2 separate regions of the Homo sapiens genome follow, and region 2 is linked to region 1. Evidence: chromatin loops called from intact Hi-C (ENCODE). Cell type or tissue: GM12878. All regions are shown on one strand. Each heading gives the region's core, and the rest is flanking DNA. Links, peaks and the distances in the headings are about the cores only.

Evidence for each region. Hi-C counts contacts between places; a loop is a spot of excess contacts. Peaks named below come from ENCODE experiments on the same cell type or tissue, not always from the same donor. Only the 100,000 strongest peaks of a DNase experiment are listed, where the experiment ranks them.
Region 2: it touches region 1 in a loop (4-fold over the local background); 1 of 110 quality-filtered maps calls a loop at or near these places.

What each region holds. Positions count from the first base shown.
Region 1 is chr6:63,515,174-63,523,698 of GRCh38, forward strand. It overlaps a transcript of LGSN not described here and a transcript of PTP4A1 not described here. Among named protein-coding and RNA genes, the nearest start is that of PTP4A1, 53 kb to the right of the region's middle. RefSeq lists an enhancer at 4,066-4,155. In GM12878, for the core only: no CTCF peak of the experiment used is centred there; a DNase peak (open chromatin) is centred at 4,278; H3K4me3 peaks cover 338 bases; H3K27ac peaks cover 2,078 bases.
Region 2 is chr6:62,970,776-62,979,300 of GRCh38, forward strand. No RefSeq gene overlaps it. Among named protein-coding and RNA genes, the nearest start is that of FKBP1C, 240 kb to the right of the region's middle. In GM12878, for the core only: no CTCF peak of the experiment used is centred there; a DNase peak (open chromatin) is centred at 3,902.

The DNA.
Region 1 (8,525 bases), core at 1,952-6,951:
ACTGATATATATCATTTATCTTAATCACCTTTCTAAAAAGTTTTTTTGTTTGTTTGTTTGTTTGTTTGTTTGTTTTGAGACAGAATTTCGCTTTGTCACCCAGGCTAGCGTGCAATGGTGAGATCTCAGCTCACTGCAACCTCCGCCTCCCAGGCTCAAGCAATTCTCCTGCCTCAGCTTCCCGTGTAGCTGGGATTACAGGCACCCACCACCATGTCCAACTAATTTTGTATTTTTAGTAGGGATGGGGTTTCACCATGTTGGCCAGATTGGTCTCAAACTTCTGACCTCAGGAGACCTGCCTGCCTCAGCCTCCCAAAGTGCTGAGATTATAGGCGTGAGCCACCCCACCTGGCCTCTAAAAAATATTGATAAATTTACAGAAGTTATTTAAAATGTTGAAAATTGTAAGCAACATAGCAATCTTGAGTTGACATGTATAAAGCATGGTATTTACTTTTTTATTGATTTATTAATTCATATTCTCATTTTCTCCCTCGGTGCTAGAAAGCAAAGAGCTAGTCAGGCATGAGAATGATTAAAAACCCTTGTGAGCTAGGAAGAGAGAAGAATCTAAACAAAAACGAACCTAAGGAAAAGAACAACAAATTAGGCTTTGTGAAATGGAAGGAAGAAAGGAAAGGGAAAGGAAGGGAGGCCTAGTTCATAATGTGTTATATGATTTAGATTTTTACACAAGTAAGATATTAAAGAATTACAAGTTAACCATCTAAATGTAATACTTTCCAAATAACTTAGAAGTAACATAGTCTGATTTATTCTAAGATGTGCTATCATTTATCTTGAAAAATTTTCAGTAGAAAAATGATCATAATTTACTGGATTTTTCCTACAGTAAATCATTTATTTTTATTTATTCTTATTGGCTCTATTGAAAACTGTGTCCCTTTATTACCTTGTTGAAAATCTAAACCATCAATAGAACAGCAAAGCATATTTTAATGAAGTTAAAACCTGTTGCAACCCTAAGCAAGTAGAAGATTGAAAATAAGACTTTAATCTGTACACCAGGCAATTCTCTAAACCTGTCACTAAATTTTTTGAATCCACCTATCCAAAAGGTCAGCAAAAGTAAAGGCTTCATTGCACAAGTTGATACCAGTACTGTGCCCTTTGCCAAGAATGCTTGGGAAAATAAAGGATTCCATTGTTTCAACAGATTGACCTGGCAACTTAGTCCAGAAATGTTTTCTTTAGACTAATTTAGCAGAAGAGATGAATAAAGTCAAACAACTGTTTTACGGTAGAAGCACTTCAAAGTAGTGCTTGAGAGCTCTGAAGTTTGAATGATCTAGCTTTGAATCTTGACTCCACCAGCTGTGAGCTCTTAGTAAGTCCATTTAACTTCTTATGACTCAATTTTTCCATTTGTAAGTTGGGCATGAGGGCACTCAAACATGGCATACTGCTGGCTGTCTCTTAATACTCATTCTTCTCATCTTTCAAAGCAACAGAATCTTAGTTCTTAGCAGGACACACAGGTGAGTGGAAAAAAATCTCTTTTACAACTAGGTGTGGCCATCTGAGTTTTGGGATATATGTGGCAATGGCATGTGCTACTTCTGGGAAGTATTCTTAAAGAAAGGGGTAGGACTTCCTCTTCCTTCTTCCTACAGCTAGAATATGGACATGAAGGCAGAAGCTCCAACAGTTTCCTCTGTGGATGAGGTGACCTTGGAATTGGAAGCTATATGTGCCAGAGGTATTAGACAGAAAGAGATTGAGTCTCTGCCACCGTATCATATCAACCCCAAACTGACTCTTCTGGATTTCTTGAATAGGCAAGAGAAATAAACCATTGACCGAAGCCATTGTTTTGGGATATTTATTTCTCTGTCTGCCAAACCTAATTCTAATTAATAATACTACCACAAAGAAAGGTTTTAAGAATTAAATGAGATTATGTGCTAGCTACATAGTAAGTGTGCAATACATCATGCTTATTATTACTATTATATTATTATTAAACAAGGATAATATTATGGTCTAACTATTCAGAAAAATAAAATATATCTGGAAAGTCTTACCTTTCAGACCAGTGGCATTAAAGAACTATAAGGGTGCCTATCAAAGAATAGAGTTTCTCCTGAGAAGCAATTTTTGATGTATTAGAATAAATTACCTGCAATAAAGAAAAGAGGTCAAACAGACCTGGAATAGCTCCTAATCCCCATGGTAACCACATATTTTCTTACACCAAGTGTTGCCTAATGTTCTTAGTCTGAAGGACTCTGAATTTTAAAAAGAAATTTAAAATGGAAAATAAAGGTATGCACACATGATGCCCCGTAAAGTGAAACCATTTAAATGGTGAAAGATCTCCTGATGATAACCTCAATTAACAACAATAGCACTATGAACAAAAGAAACAATTTTGTAAAGGGAAATACACTCTAAAAACTCAAAACAAGGACCTTCACTATCTATCAACACACACACACATGCACACACACAATCACATACACACACATATATATGACTTTTATATCAGAAATTGTCAATAATGATCTATAATTCCACAATATGTATCACAGACACTGATGGAGAATTAAAAATTAAGGAGCAGCCTTCCTCTGCTTCCAAACACAGACTATGTCCAAAATCATGTCAAAAATGTCTCTACTAGCGCAACCCAATAGTTTTTAAAAGAATCCATTGACACATAAAATCTCAGTAGGGCCAAGCTTGGTGGCTCACGCCTGCAATCCCAACACTTTGGGAGTCCAGGCAAGTGGATCACCTGAGGTCAGGAGTTCAAGACGAGCCTGGCCAGCATGGTGAAACCCCATCTCTACTAAAAATACAAAATTAGCCAGGTGTGGTGGCAGGCGCCTGTAATCCCAGCTACTCAGGAAGCTAAGGCAAGAGAATTGCTTAAACCCGGGAGGCGGAGGTTGCTGTGAGCCCAGATAGTACCATATCGCACTCCAGCCTGGGCAACACAGTGAGACTCCGTCTCCAAAAAAAAAAAAAAAAAAAATCTCAGTAGGTTTCTAGACTATCCCTTTACTATGGAAAATATTTGTGCCACCTTTTCCATAACTTTATTGCTGCCAGAGCACATCTTAGATTGCTATTTTGCTTTCCCTAATAAGCATAACATCAATTCTCTTGCTTGTATTTACTTTTCTTGTTACTTGTACCTAAACTAACAGCTTAGGTATCTTGAGGTCCTGGCAGAAAAGGCAAGAATAAATTTTATAATTGATTAACTAAAAAATTATCATTTTGGACATCCCCAGGGCAAACAAAGGAGTAGCAATGGAATCCAACAGAGGTAAAGGATAACAACCATAGTCCACCTAATCAGAATTCCTTCTTTGAGGTTGAGACTGAAAAAGAGGGTGGGGGCAATGTAGGTATCAGTCAGTATTTTACAGAAAAAGAAATGTAATGCTCAGTGATGTTAAATAGGTTGTCCAAGGTCACACAGCCCAACCAGGATTTAACTCTAGGTCTCTTTACAGCTAAGGTTCTTTCTAGCAAGCCATTCAGCCTTCACAGTGTACTAACAACAGAGAGGACAAAAGCAGAATTTTGCCTTTAATACTTGCAATAATAATGCAATAATCATAAATGTACCTGGGAAGTTGCTGAAAAGATAGAAAATAACTCAGTATTGAAAAATGCACATTAGGAGATTTATATTCAAAGAAAAGGTAACTCTTGAAGACTGTTTTGGAAGTCAGTATCTTTCAGATTTTAGAAAAAAAAGCAGGATACATATGCCATATATTATACTTTCAGCAGGATCTGGGTAGCACCCTCTTAACCATATTAATATCACTGTAGTAAAGCATGTGCATATTCACACTAAGTGAGATAAATAAAGACTACAGGCCGGGCACAGTGGCTCACGCCTGTAATCCCAACACTTTGAGAGGCCAAGGCGGGCAGATCGCCTGAAGTTCAAGACCAGCCTGGCCAACATGGTGAAACCCCATCTCTACTAAAATACAAAAATTAGCTGGGCATGATGGTGGGTGCCTGTAATCCCAGCTACTCAGAAGGCTGTGGCGGGAGAATCACTGAAACCTGGGAGGCAGAGGTTGCAGTGAGCCGAGATCACACCATTGCACTCCAGCCTGGGTGACAAAGGCGAAACTCTGTCTCAAAAAAAAAAAGACTACAAAGGTGCATATCAGTTCAGTACAGTTTCAGTGCTAAATGAGTTCAGGTCAAGTCAGGTCAGGTTTTGAATTTTGAAAACACTTCCTCTTTTCATAGCTTTTTGGATTTCATAATTTCAGGTAAGGGATGTGAAACTGTACTATGTCCTGTCTTACCAGGTGAGGGAAATACTAATGATAAACTGACTGATTGATTTACCAGAACTGACTTTCCACTAATAAGGGTAAAGACACCACATATGCCAAGTTTGTTCCATATACTTGGCACAAGCTTATTTCCTGTTTTGTGACTCAATTACAGCCCATTATGTGACTCAATTGAATTAAAAAGTAGGACATGAAAATGAAATACAGGTCAGTCTACTAAAATCCAGAAAAGGTATTAAGCAATTCATGTGTGACAGTTCTAATTCAATGTTAAAACTATAGTTAACTTCCTACTATTACACTTGACTTGCAAATAAACCAATAAGAAAATTAGAAAGCAATATAGAATTTTAGCTCCTGAAATTCAATCATCAATTTATCAATAAAAACCATTCTGTTCAGATTAAAGACATTTGCTACCACCATACTTTATTTTGACAAATGGACTTGAAATAGACATTCAACACATTAAAATTCAGTAGATAATAATTTTTACCCTGTAACTGTATAAACCTGTAGACTGATTTAATGTATCATCTACCTATAATTTTTCGAGGAGCCTCAATGCCTGAATCCAACATATTTTAAAACTACACATAAATTTGCGAGAACATAATTATCAAACAAAAACTAACCACTGGATCTCTTGCATATTACACACTGCTGTTGCATTGATACTTTTCTCTCCTCTGTATGCATCCTTTTTTTAACTTCAGTCTTCATTGATTCTACAATTGGGAATATTTTCCCATTAGACATTTATGTGATTCTTATCTTTAAATGTTGTGATATATTGTCCTTGGCCTTCAGGAGATCTATCAATTAACATTGCTAATGAATAGGAAAAATAGTAAAACACTAAAAATGAAAATAGACTGGGTGTGGTGGCTCATGCCTGTAATCCCAGCACTTTGGGAGACTGAGGCGGGCGGATCACTTGAGGCCAGGAGTTCAAGACCAGCCTGGCCAATGTGGCAAAACCCCATCTGTATCAAAAATACAAAAATTAGCCAGGTGTGATGGCACATGCCTGTAATCCCAGCTACTCGGGAGGCTGAGGTAGGAGAATCACTTGAACCAGGGAGGCAGACAGAGGTTGCAGTGAGCCAAGATCATGCCACTTCACTCCAGCCTGGGTGACAGAGTGAGACTCTGTCTCAAATAAATAAATAAATAAATAAATAAATAAATAAATAAATAAAATGAAAATAGATATCTGAAAAAAAAGACTTTGGCACAATTGTTCACCTTATAAATCTGTGGTTTGTGTTTATTATTTCCTTGTCAATATGATTAGTGTCAGAGTTACTGTTCTTTTTAATTTTTTGCCTTGTAAACAGGTGGTAAAGAGATCATTTATTAGACCATGTGCTATAGGTAGTGCACTACATGAACAATCAGTTTATATACACCATGGAATACTATGCAGCCATAAAAAAGAATGAGTTCATGTCCTTTGCAGGGACATGGATGAAGCTAGAAACCATCATCCTCAGCAAACTAACACAGGAACAGGAAACCAAACACCGCATGGTCTCACTCATAAGTGGGAGTTGAACAATGAGAACACATGGACACAGGGAGGTGAACATCATATACTGGGGCCTGTCACGGGGTGGGGGAAAAGGGGAGGGAGAGCATGCGGGGCTTAAAACCTAGATGAGGGGTTGATAGGTGCAACAAACCACCATGGTACATGTATACCTATGTAACAAACCTGAGCATTCAGCACATGTAGCCCAAAACTTAAAGTAAAATAAAAGAAAAAAAAATAAAACTGAGCAAGAAAAGAAAAAAACGGCAAATAATTTTTTAGTGTTGCACAGAAAATAATATCTGGCTTGTCGTATTCTAGCATAAAGTGAGTCAACATCATTGTTTAAAAGTCAGACAGATTTCAATTCAGCATTTTTCTCCCCAATCTAATTATTTCAGAAGCTCAGGTAGGATCAGAAAGAGGCAGTATCCTTCCATGTAGGAACACACCAAAGGAGCTAATTACATAAAAACAGAAAATACATAAACAACACATGTAAAGAGGGTAAATGACAGATGGCTAAATGCCATAACTAAGTTTTATTATACTACCATTAACCACCAAAATTATGCATTTCCTAAAGTAGCATAGTTTGGAAACAAATAGCATATATTTTAGAAACTGTCCCCTTGAACTGTATAAATTGCAAAATAAACAGATATATTACCCTTTCTCTGCCTCCCCTACAGTAACTCATTAACAGATAGACTTAAGCTCCTGCACTTTCTGACCCTCCCAGGACTTGAGTTGCCTTGTCTGGTATCCTTATGCAGAATGAACTGAAATAATCATCAATCTGAAAAGCTACTCTTAAACAGGTAATTCTAACTTAATCTACTTGTATATTTTATGGAACACCTAGGGACAGACTGTTAGAACAATGGGAATCTTATAAAAATATATTAATCTAATTCTCTTATTTTACAAATGGAATAATTCATAGAGAGTTCTGATCTGTTCAAGGGCACACACTCATTTAGTGGCAGAGCCCAGACTAGAACCCAAGTAATCTGTCTCCCTCTCCAGTGCTTTTTCCCACAGGCTTTGCCAGATACTGTTTCATGTCTTGGATTACATTGGTAGAACCTTTTGTTAATACATAGGTGAATCCTTGTCTTCCAGATTAGGCTCTTGAATTTCCTTATCCCAACTCTATATTTATGTTTTCTGATTTTATGGAATGTCATATTCCTTTTTCTCCAAAGTATTTTAAGGGCTACAATATATGGCAAATTTTAACTGTTGTTTCTGTTACTTATTTGAATTTAGATGAATTATTTGTATAGTTATAAAGATAAGATGTCCAGAAACCATATTCATGATGTAAATGAGATCACCTTGTATCTGCTAAAAACATTCTAGTTAAACAGAAGATAAACAATAAATAAGTAGTCCCTGCAGGAGATAATTTCATCAGGGGACCCTAGTTACAATTCAGGTGAAACAGACCAAATGCCAGAGCTCTTTATCACCCTCGCCAAGACTGTATCCATGACAAGCTTTAGTAAGCAAAGAGAGCAATAGGAAGCACTTTCTTTTTGAGGTAGAAAAGGGCTCTATAAGTTGAATATTCCCCAAATTACATTATTTGTATTAGTTAAAAGAACACAATAGTGTAGCAGCCAGAAAACAAATATTTGCTCATAAGTTTTTATCATTTTTTTCCAACTGGACCTGGGGATTCCTATTGCTCATATGTTTACTCACAGCTGATACTCTTTCAACAATAGGGGAGATACCATATTACTGTTTTCTACCATGGAAGATTCAGTGCAATGGGTTCATTTTAATTACCATGTAAAGTGACTCAGACTTTGAGGTCGTGAAATGATCCCCTTTATAAGACTAAATCACTTTTTTTTTTTTTTTTTTTTGAGACAGAGTCTCACTCTGTCAACCAGGCTGGAGTGCAGCAGCACGATCTCAGCTAACTGCAACCTCTGCCTCCCAGGTTCAAGCGATTCTCCTGCCACAGCCTCCGGAGTAGCTGGGACTACAGGCATGTGCCACCACGCTGATCTAATTTTTGTATTTTTAGCAGACATGGGGTTTCACCTTTTTTGGCCAGGCTGGTCTCAAACTCCTGACCTCAAGTGACCTGCCCACCTCAGCCTCCTAAAGTGTTGAAATTACAGGCACGAGCCATAGTACCCAGCCGAATCACTCTTTTATTTTTTTTTACATCACTCTTACGAGTCATCAAAAACAACTATAAAGTAAGTGTCTAGGATGTTTATTTCACTATTATGTACTTTCTCAGGCATTATACACAATATGATGTCTATAAATGAAGGCGGGCAGATCACTTGAGGTCAGGAGTTCGAGACTAGCCTGGCCAACATGGCAAAACCCTGTCTCTACTAGAAAACACAAAAATTAGCCAGGCATGATGGGGCATGCCTGTAGTCCCAGCTACTCGGGAGGTTTGAACCCGGGAGGTTGCAGTGAGCCATGATCGTGCCACTGCACTCTAGCCTGGGCAACAGAGTGAGACTCCATCTCAAAAATAAATAAATAAATAAATAAATAAAAGAAATTCTGCAAGGTGGTAAGTTATTGCAGAAAAATAAAACCAGTTCCATGTCAATCTACTATAAGCCCACTCAGATCTAAGACATCTTATTTGCCTAGAGCAAGCTTATCCATGCATGTGGCCCAGGACACTTTCAATATGGCCCAACACAAATTCA
Region 2 (8,525 bases), core at 1,779-6,778, 540 kb before region 1:
AAAAAGAATTTTAATTCTTTCATCCAAAGTTTCCAACTTACGCCTCTCTCCAATGAGATTCAGGTATCTCCATAAATTATTCTAAAGTGAGACCAACCTCAGGTTTAGCAAATTGGGATATTTTAAATCCTATGGTCACAGAGAGGACTGCAGTCTTCATGCTAGTTAATAGGCAAGTTTTTACATTTTTAAAAATTTGGATTGACTGACTCGTTGCAAATATTCTCAATTTATTTTTGTTAGTTCCTTTGTATTGTATTTACCTTCCCGCAAGTTTGATAATTACTTTTCCTATTGTCTCTGCTCTAAATTAATTATTTACTATTTTGTTATAATATTTATCAAGAGGCAACTTTGTTACAGATATTTGGCATCTGGTGAGCTTTCTATTCTCTTTATTTTTCTAGGACACATTAAAGTGTCAGATTTTCCTTATAACAAATTACAAATCTGGTTGTCTGAAAGCTGTGCTTATATGAATTGTTATTTGGTAAATTTCTGCTTCAAATGACTACATTATATCATAATGGAGTGTAGGAATTAATAACAATTCCTTCCATTTATTATCATGTTATAAAATACATGATTCCATTTGTTTTTGCAATGTTATGGGACAGACAAAATGATTGTCCCCATTTACATACATGCAAGAATTGAAAAGTTTAAGGTTATGCAACACTGAGTGGTGGACCCAGAAACTTGACTCAAACCTTCTCACTCAGCATCTGTTTGTCTCTGCCCTGTGCCAACTTCTGGTTGGTATCACTGCTGATGATCTCTAGATAATTGGAACTAGTCTGGTGCAAACTGTTTAACTCTTGGTTGTAATTCCAATGATGTTTAAAGATATAAAATAGGCCGGGCATGGTGGCTCACGTCTGTAATCCCTGCACTTCGGGAGGCCGAGGTGGGCAGATCACTTGAGGCCAGGAGTTTGAGGCCAGCCTGACCAACATAATGAAACCCCATCTCTACTAAATATACAAGAGCTGAACTACAGTAAGGAAGAGTCAGATATTCGACTCATAAAGTAGAGTTAATCTGAACTGTTTGCAGCTTCTAGTAGTAATCACACAGTGGCAATGGTCAGCCATTTAATTTTAACTCTATATAGCCCCTAATTCAATATTTTATTGACAAGGAAACATAAACCCAAAAGTTCATCTAAATCAATTACATCCCTAGGATCCTGGTCACAGAAGCAGGGAGCAGTGGTTCACAGCTTAAAAGCTGGCTTCCCTGAACAGTTGTAGTAGCAGACCTTTAATAAATTCAGCTTATCATGATTGTTTTAACAGTATGTTTAGAATGTAAACTCAGTAGTATTTCCTTTATCTCAGAGACTAGAAACTATATTGCACTGTAGAGATGATCCAGAGATTGGATGTGTTACAAGCACCATCCAAAACCCTGCTTAGTCACTTTCCATCTGGGTGAACTTGAGCAACTTAAATGTCACCAAGATTCAGAGTTCTCAGCATTAAAATGAAGACAATAACCACTTGTAGAGAGGTCAGAGATCTGGCATACATAAAATTTGCCACAGTTATCTCTTGTGAGTAGTTTATATTAATTAAATCTTTAATTCTTAATATATGGAAAGAATATTACTCTAGTATATGAAGACAAAATTTCCACCCTGGGTTGGCTGTGACCTGGCCATTTAACCTTAGTTGAGTCACTTATTCTTTCTCTGGGTCTCGTTGTTAAAATAAAGTGGTTTCTTTTTCTAACAATGTAATTACCACTGTTTAATGATTTACCTCTAAGTTGTTGGAAGTTAGTTCTATATTCTTTTTTTCCCACACAAAGATTTTCAAGCACTGGCTCTCAGTGTACTGACAAATAAATACTCTGAAACATTATATGTATTTCTAGTTACTGGCTCTATATAGATTTTTATATCTGAATAACATAATCTTTTACATCAACTAAGCTGCCAACTGACTAAACTATTGGCAGCTTAAACTATATTTTGAAAAAAAAACATGTACTCTGAGAATTATTGGATAGAAGAGGAAAATAGCCTCTATGTTCATCAGAGTAAATGCTGCCTGTCCTTTCTTAAAAGATTCTGCCACAACTCTCATTACAAATAAGGCTAATAGAGATGAATCATGATTTACTTGACTATAACTCAAAATATTCAAATGGAAAGATTTTAACAAAAGTCTAAGCTGCTGTATTATCTGGTAAATTTTAAGTCAATAGTATTTTAAGGGAAATATCTGTTGATTAGAATAAATTATAACTTGGCTTATTTTTCCCTTTGGTTTTGTCAAGTGTAAGATCTGTGTGAACCGCCATGAAATAAGGAGTAGACAAGATTAGCAGCAGCTGCTATTAAAGGGATGAATGAGAATGTCAGAAGAATAGCTCAATGAATTACCAGGGGGAGAATGGGCAAGTTCTGTTCATAGATGGTAACATGAATAGGGACATTCAGAAAGAAAACAGAGCATTAATACGGCTATAAGGACAATTACAATAGGATGTAAAGCAATAATAGTTAAAGGATTAATAGAAATGGCATCCACTAGGGTTAAATTTGAACAAAAGCAGAAGTTAGGTGGAAAACAGGCAGTTTCATCAGAACAGGGACACAATGGGTGTTCTGATGCCACACCTAACCAAAAAATTCTTCACCTTGGCTTTGGTTTTTTCCTGTGCACCTGTGAATTTTCATCCAGTAACATCAATATTTGGTGAGACTTTTAGGTATAATATGTAACATTTATTTGTTATGTTTATTATTTGTATTTTATATGCATCAGTATTATGCATAATTTTATGTAAGAATCCTAGCAAGAGATTAGGTCTTCCATAAAGCAAGTACTGCAAGGAATCCTGAGAAAAAATATTCTGGGGCATGTGACACTCAGACTAATGGCCTAAAACTCATGTCACCGAAGCCCAAGGTTTATCAGAGCTTCTCTGGCATCAAAAGGACCTCCTATCCTGCTTCACCAATAGCAAATGCCTTTTTATTATTTTACATTTTGGAGTTACATGAGTTCTGCTTTTTAAAATATTTGATCATTACAAAATGTATCCATGCATTGAAACATCACATCATATCCTATAAATATTTACAATTATTAAATTGCCAATTAAATTAAAACAAAACTTTAAAAAATAAAAATAAAATCAAACATAAAAATATTTGTAAACAATGACTCCAGAGACCATATGGTACCAAATAAACTATAATTCTTTCAAAAAGTTACAAACTCTTTTGAAATATTACCTTTTCAAATATACTGCCTGCTTATTACTAAGGTGTTAATATCAGAGAATATACAGAACACAATATTTTAGTTTTGATACTGCAAGAATCAGAGGAAAGAAATACAAATTTTTGTGATAAAAAAGAGAAAAAAAAGAAGAAAAAAAGAAATTACAATAAAGTTAGAAAAACAAGTCAGAAATCCTCTCCAAGAAAGAAATGTTTAAACATGTGAACACATTTGTTCAAAATGCAAAACATGTACATCAAAAGTTGTTCTCTTACATTTCAATAAAATAGGAGAATTACAAGGGCTTCCTATTGTCTTAAAGGTAATTTTTCATTATGGGAGAATAACTGTCAGCAGTATTCTTATGATGAATTTCAATGTATATATAAACAATAAGTTCATCTAATATGCATTACCTTGCAGATCATTCATACAGAGTTAACTGACTTTAAGCTTTTAATAATGTCATCTGGCAAACTCAGTCCAAGTTATCATTTAGTGGCATAATATAGCTATATTTTCAAGAACTTTATTTTGAAGGTGAAATAAAGCACCAAGCACAGGAAATGCTTATTTGCCAAGAACAGACATAAGTCATTTTATGTCCACCACAAGCACACCTTACTATATTACTCACAAGTTTCACATTCAGCCAAAGTCAAGCCGTTCATTCCCACATCACCTTTGGAAACTTTGTAGCAAGGCTTGGTATAAATTTACCTTTAAATTATGAACAGGTAATTTATCATTCCTCTTAGGAAAAAGAAAATGGTTTTTGGAGGTTTGATTATATGCTTTGACACATTTTTACCCTTTACTGAGACCTCAGCAAGCACAGTACCATTCGTGAAGAAATATATGTTCTTGTAATTTGTGTAGCACAGCCCTCATCACCAGGCCTTAAATTATCTTACCTAACATCCATTTCCAGTTACTAAAAAGGAAGCATAAAAATTGAAGACAATTTATAGTACAAAGAATAAAAAAGAAAAGAAGAAGGAGACAGATGGAGAGAAAGAAGGAAAAGAAGGAGTCAGAAAATAGAACCTAAACTGATCAATGAGGTGATTAAAATTGCCTAGGTATTGTGGGCTTAATTATGCCCCCCTCCCAAATTCAAATGTTGACATCCCAACTCTCAGAACCTCAGAATATAACTTCATTTGGAGATAAGATCTTTAAAGAGGCAATGAAGTTAAAATGCAGTTATTAGGGTGGACCCTAACCCAATATGACCATGTTCTTGTAAGAAGGAGATTAGGGCACAGACACGTGGAGAAAAGACCATGTGAAACAGGGAGAAGACAGGCATCTTTGTGGCAAGAAAGGCCTCAGGAGAAACCAAACCTGCAGACACCTTGATCTCAGACTTCTAGACTCCAGAATTGTGAGAAAATAAATTTGTTGTGTTTAAACCACGCCCAGTCTGTGGCACTGTTACGGCAGGTCTTACCAAACTAATAGACTGGGCAATGGAAAGAAAATTGAGTAAAAATTTAATGTGTGTTTAATTATGAGAAAGCTTATTAAATGAAGAGTTTTTATTAAATTTATTGGCAATACATAATTAGATGAAATGGGAAGAGCAAATAATTGAGCTTTCCAGTTATTTGCTAAGTCAGTTGTTTGCGAAGTATAATAAATTAGACTAATATACTCATCAGAATTTTTCACTAATAAAAGGGTTGATATCAACCTCATAGACAAAAAATAAAGTTACTTCCATTCAAAATTAATCATATATCAAGTGGTATCACTTAACAAATGTCTGGATAAATTTTTTACACATGATATTGAAAATCACCTCTTAAAATATGAAAGCCTAACTTGAGAGGGGCTTTATTATTCAAAAACAGAATGAAGTCGTCTCAGTTCCTACTTGTGCCTCTCCTGAAAACACCCAAAGATTTCTTACTTTGCCCATTTCTTAAATATATAATGAAAAAATAACCAAACTGATGAAATAAAAGAAAATTTTACACAATAATTCAATCTTTTGTGAGGTTGAATTCTTGGCATTATCAATATCAAGATCTAACTGAAAACTGCTTTAAAAACAATTTATTGGTTTACGTAACTGAACATTCCTAGGAAAGGAGAACTTAGCTGTAGTTTAATTCTGAGGTTCATTAACTTGTAAGATTTCCATCTTGAGTTCACAGTAATTCTCCTAGTCCTGCTCTCCTTCATATGCCAAATATGTGCTCCAGTGGCTTTCTATATGGTAACAAAAGTAGTTGCCACAGCTGTTGGCTTCCCACGCAGACGTTATACTGTCATTATATCCAACTACTCAAACTGTATCCATGGGATGGGGCCTAAGAATCTGCCTACGTCCTCCAAATGATTTCTACAAGCACTAAATTTTGAGAAGCACTGTTCTAGAGCTTGCATATTAGTATGACTTGAGGGAGATTGTGAAATAATATCATGGCCTGAATCCTGTCTCAGAGATTCTAAGTGTATTGGTCTGAGATGGGGACCACGTAGTGCTATTAAAGGCAGTCCTTCCTTTACATGGTTTCTGTATCCAGCTTTCAGTTATTATGGCTTAGTTAAATAACACCTATTCCCCAACAACACTGCTGAAATTTCAGTTGTGATGGCATATTAATTGTGAGGAATTGTATAAAGTGCAAATTTTACTGTCAGTTCTTCAGTCCACAAATTTCTACATAAAAAAACAGGTACTCATGGGGTCAGTGATCAATCACACCACTTTTTCTAAAGCATGCTTGTGACTCATCACTGCACATCTGTTCATCAGTTCACTCACATGAAAGTGTGTCTCTCAGTGATAAACCCATGTAACATATTATAACATGGGTAATCAGAAAAGGAAATTGGCCAACCAAGTTAAAAGGGCAGCAAAGAAATAAAAATGATAATTCTGGGAGTGAAATGAAAATTCAGTGTAAATGGAATAGCTGACTGTGGGAAGGTGTTGACACTGCTGCTGTTTGATAGATCCTAGATGTGGAAGAGACAAATATAGTGAAGGTGAACTTATCAGCATGAATGAGGAAGGTGGTTGGGAAGAAAAGAATAAAGATGCTTCAGAGGAAGTGACATGGGCAAGAAGTTTTGCATTAAAGGAAATCTGAGATATCTCATGGCATTGAAAGCACAAAGGATAAAATGTTGGAAGCTGACCTAAACTCGGAAAGGAGTGTGGTAATTTGCAAAAGCATAGAAGAAGTGCTCATTTAGTATCATAAGTGATACAAGAAGGCAAGCACTGTTTAAATTTCTTTATATAAGTTTTCTACAAAAAAGTAAACATATTTCTCAATGTTTGTGATGTTTTCATTGCTAAATAAATATTAGGTTACTTTAAAATTTCACAACATTAATGAGACAGCAAGATAGTTTTTAATAATTTGCCAAAAAATCAAGGAATAATTTGAATTTTCTTAATGATTGATAATTAAGATCACTTTGCATAATTTCAGATTGTATTGTCATTTCTACAATCACGCGCTACTGTGCAAAGCAGGAACTGCCTGTGCTCATAAACTCCCCCGGTATCTCAAAAGCGCTGACAGAGTTGAGAACCACTGATCCGATAAGCAGCTCTCAAAATGTGGTACTGGGATCATTAGCATCAAAATCAATAACATAATTTATTACAAATGTAATAACTCAGGCTCCACCCAGCTGGGGGTGGTACCTCATAATTTGTGTTTTATTTAGTAGGCCTTCTGGGTAATCGTGATTCTAACACATGCTAAAGATTGAGAATCACTAATCTAGTAAATAAAGAACTTCTTTTCCTAAGACTTCAGCAAAGTAGGAAGCAAGTCTTTCTCAGTATTCTAGCAGTATCTTGTGTGCTCTTCACCTCTATCAAGACGTGGAACTGTCACTGATTCATTTGCTCTGTCTTATTAAGAAAGTGAAGAGGAAATATGTAAAATTATTATGGATCAATTATAACTTTTAAAAATACATTAAAAAGATCATATCCTTAAGAAAGTGAAGAGGAAAGTGGCTGCTAGGAGAATCCCAAAGTTTCTACTACAAACCTCTTTTTTATTATTATTTTACTTTAAGTTCTGGGATACATGTGCAGAATGTGCAGGTTTGGTACATAGGTTTACATGTGCCATGGTGATTTGCTGCACCCATCAACCCATCATCTAGGTTTTAAGCCCCACATGCATTACCTATTTGTCCTAATGCTTTCCCTCCCCTTGCCCTCCACCCCGACAGGCCCCAGTGTGTAATGTTCCCCTTCCTGTGTCCATGTGATCTCATGTTCAACTCTAACTTATGAGTGAGAACATGCGGTATTTGGTTTTCTGCTCCTGTGTTAGTTTGCTGAGAATGATGGTTTTCAGTTTCATCCATGTCCCTGCAAAGGACATGAACTCATTCTTTTTTGTGGCTGCATAATATTCCATGGTGTATATGTGCCACATTTTCTTTATCCAGTCTATCGTTGATGGTCCTTTGGGTTGATTCCAAGTCTTTGCTATTGTAAATAGTGCTGCAATAAACATACGTGTGCATGTGTCTTTATAGTAGAATGATTTATAATCCTTTGGGTATGTACCCAGTAATGGGATTGCTGGTATAAACCTCTTTTTTAAAGGCATCACAAAACATTAAAAAGGAAAGTTTGGATACAAGTTTTAAAACAAAAAGGAAAGAAAAATCTAGGCAAAGTATGCCTTCTAAGTAGTAATAAAAGTTATTAAATTTTGATAACTGTTCCACAAAAAATGTTTTCTGATTTAATTGTTCAAAAAGGTTTATATAGATACAGACAAAAATGCCCTTTCAAACTAATGAAATGTAATATTGACATTTTCTCTAAATATAAAAAAAAGAAAATGTTTTATTGAGATCAAGAAAGTAATATACAGAAAAAGAAAAGTTTGATAGTTTCTGCATATGACCCATATTATAACCAATAAAATAATGCATGTAGTATAGTAATTATTACTAAAGCTTTGACCAGAATTTACAAATACAATTTATTTTTTAAAACGTCAGCCCAGGCTTTTCAAGGTTGTTTTTTAAGCCATGATCACAACACTTGCATAAGCTTAAGGACCGTATTTATAGATTCAGGTAAGCAATAGCTTATGCAAAGTGGGGAATTTTTCTCACACATACCTTGACCTTTCAGTTTTTATCACCACTTACCCCATCAGGCTTGCTTAGAAGTAGTATAGCAGTTTCTGAATTATATATTGATCCCCTATATTAAATTGTTCATGTGAAGGTAAAGGTAAAGAAAAACTAAAGAATTAATAATTAGCAAATTAATTACAAACCTTCTTA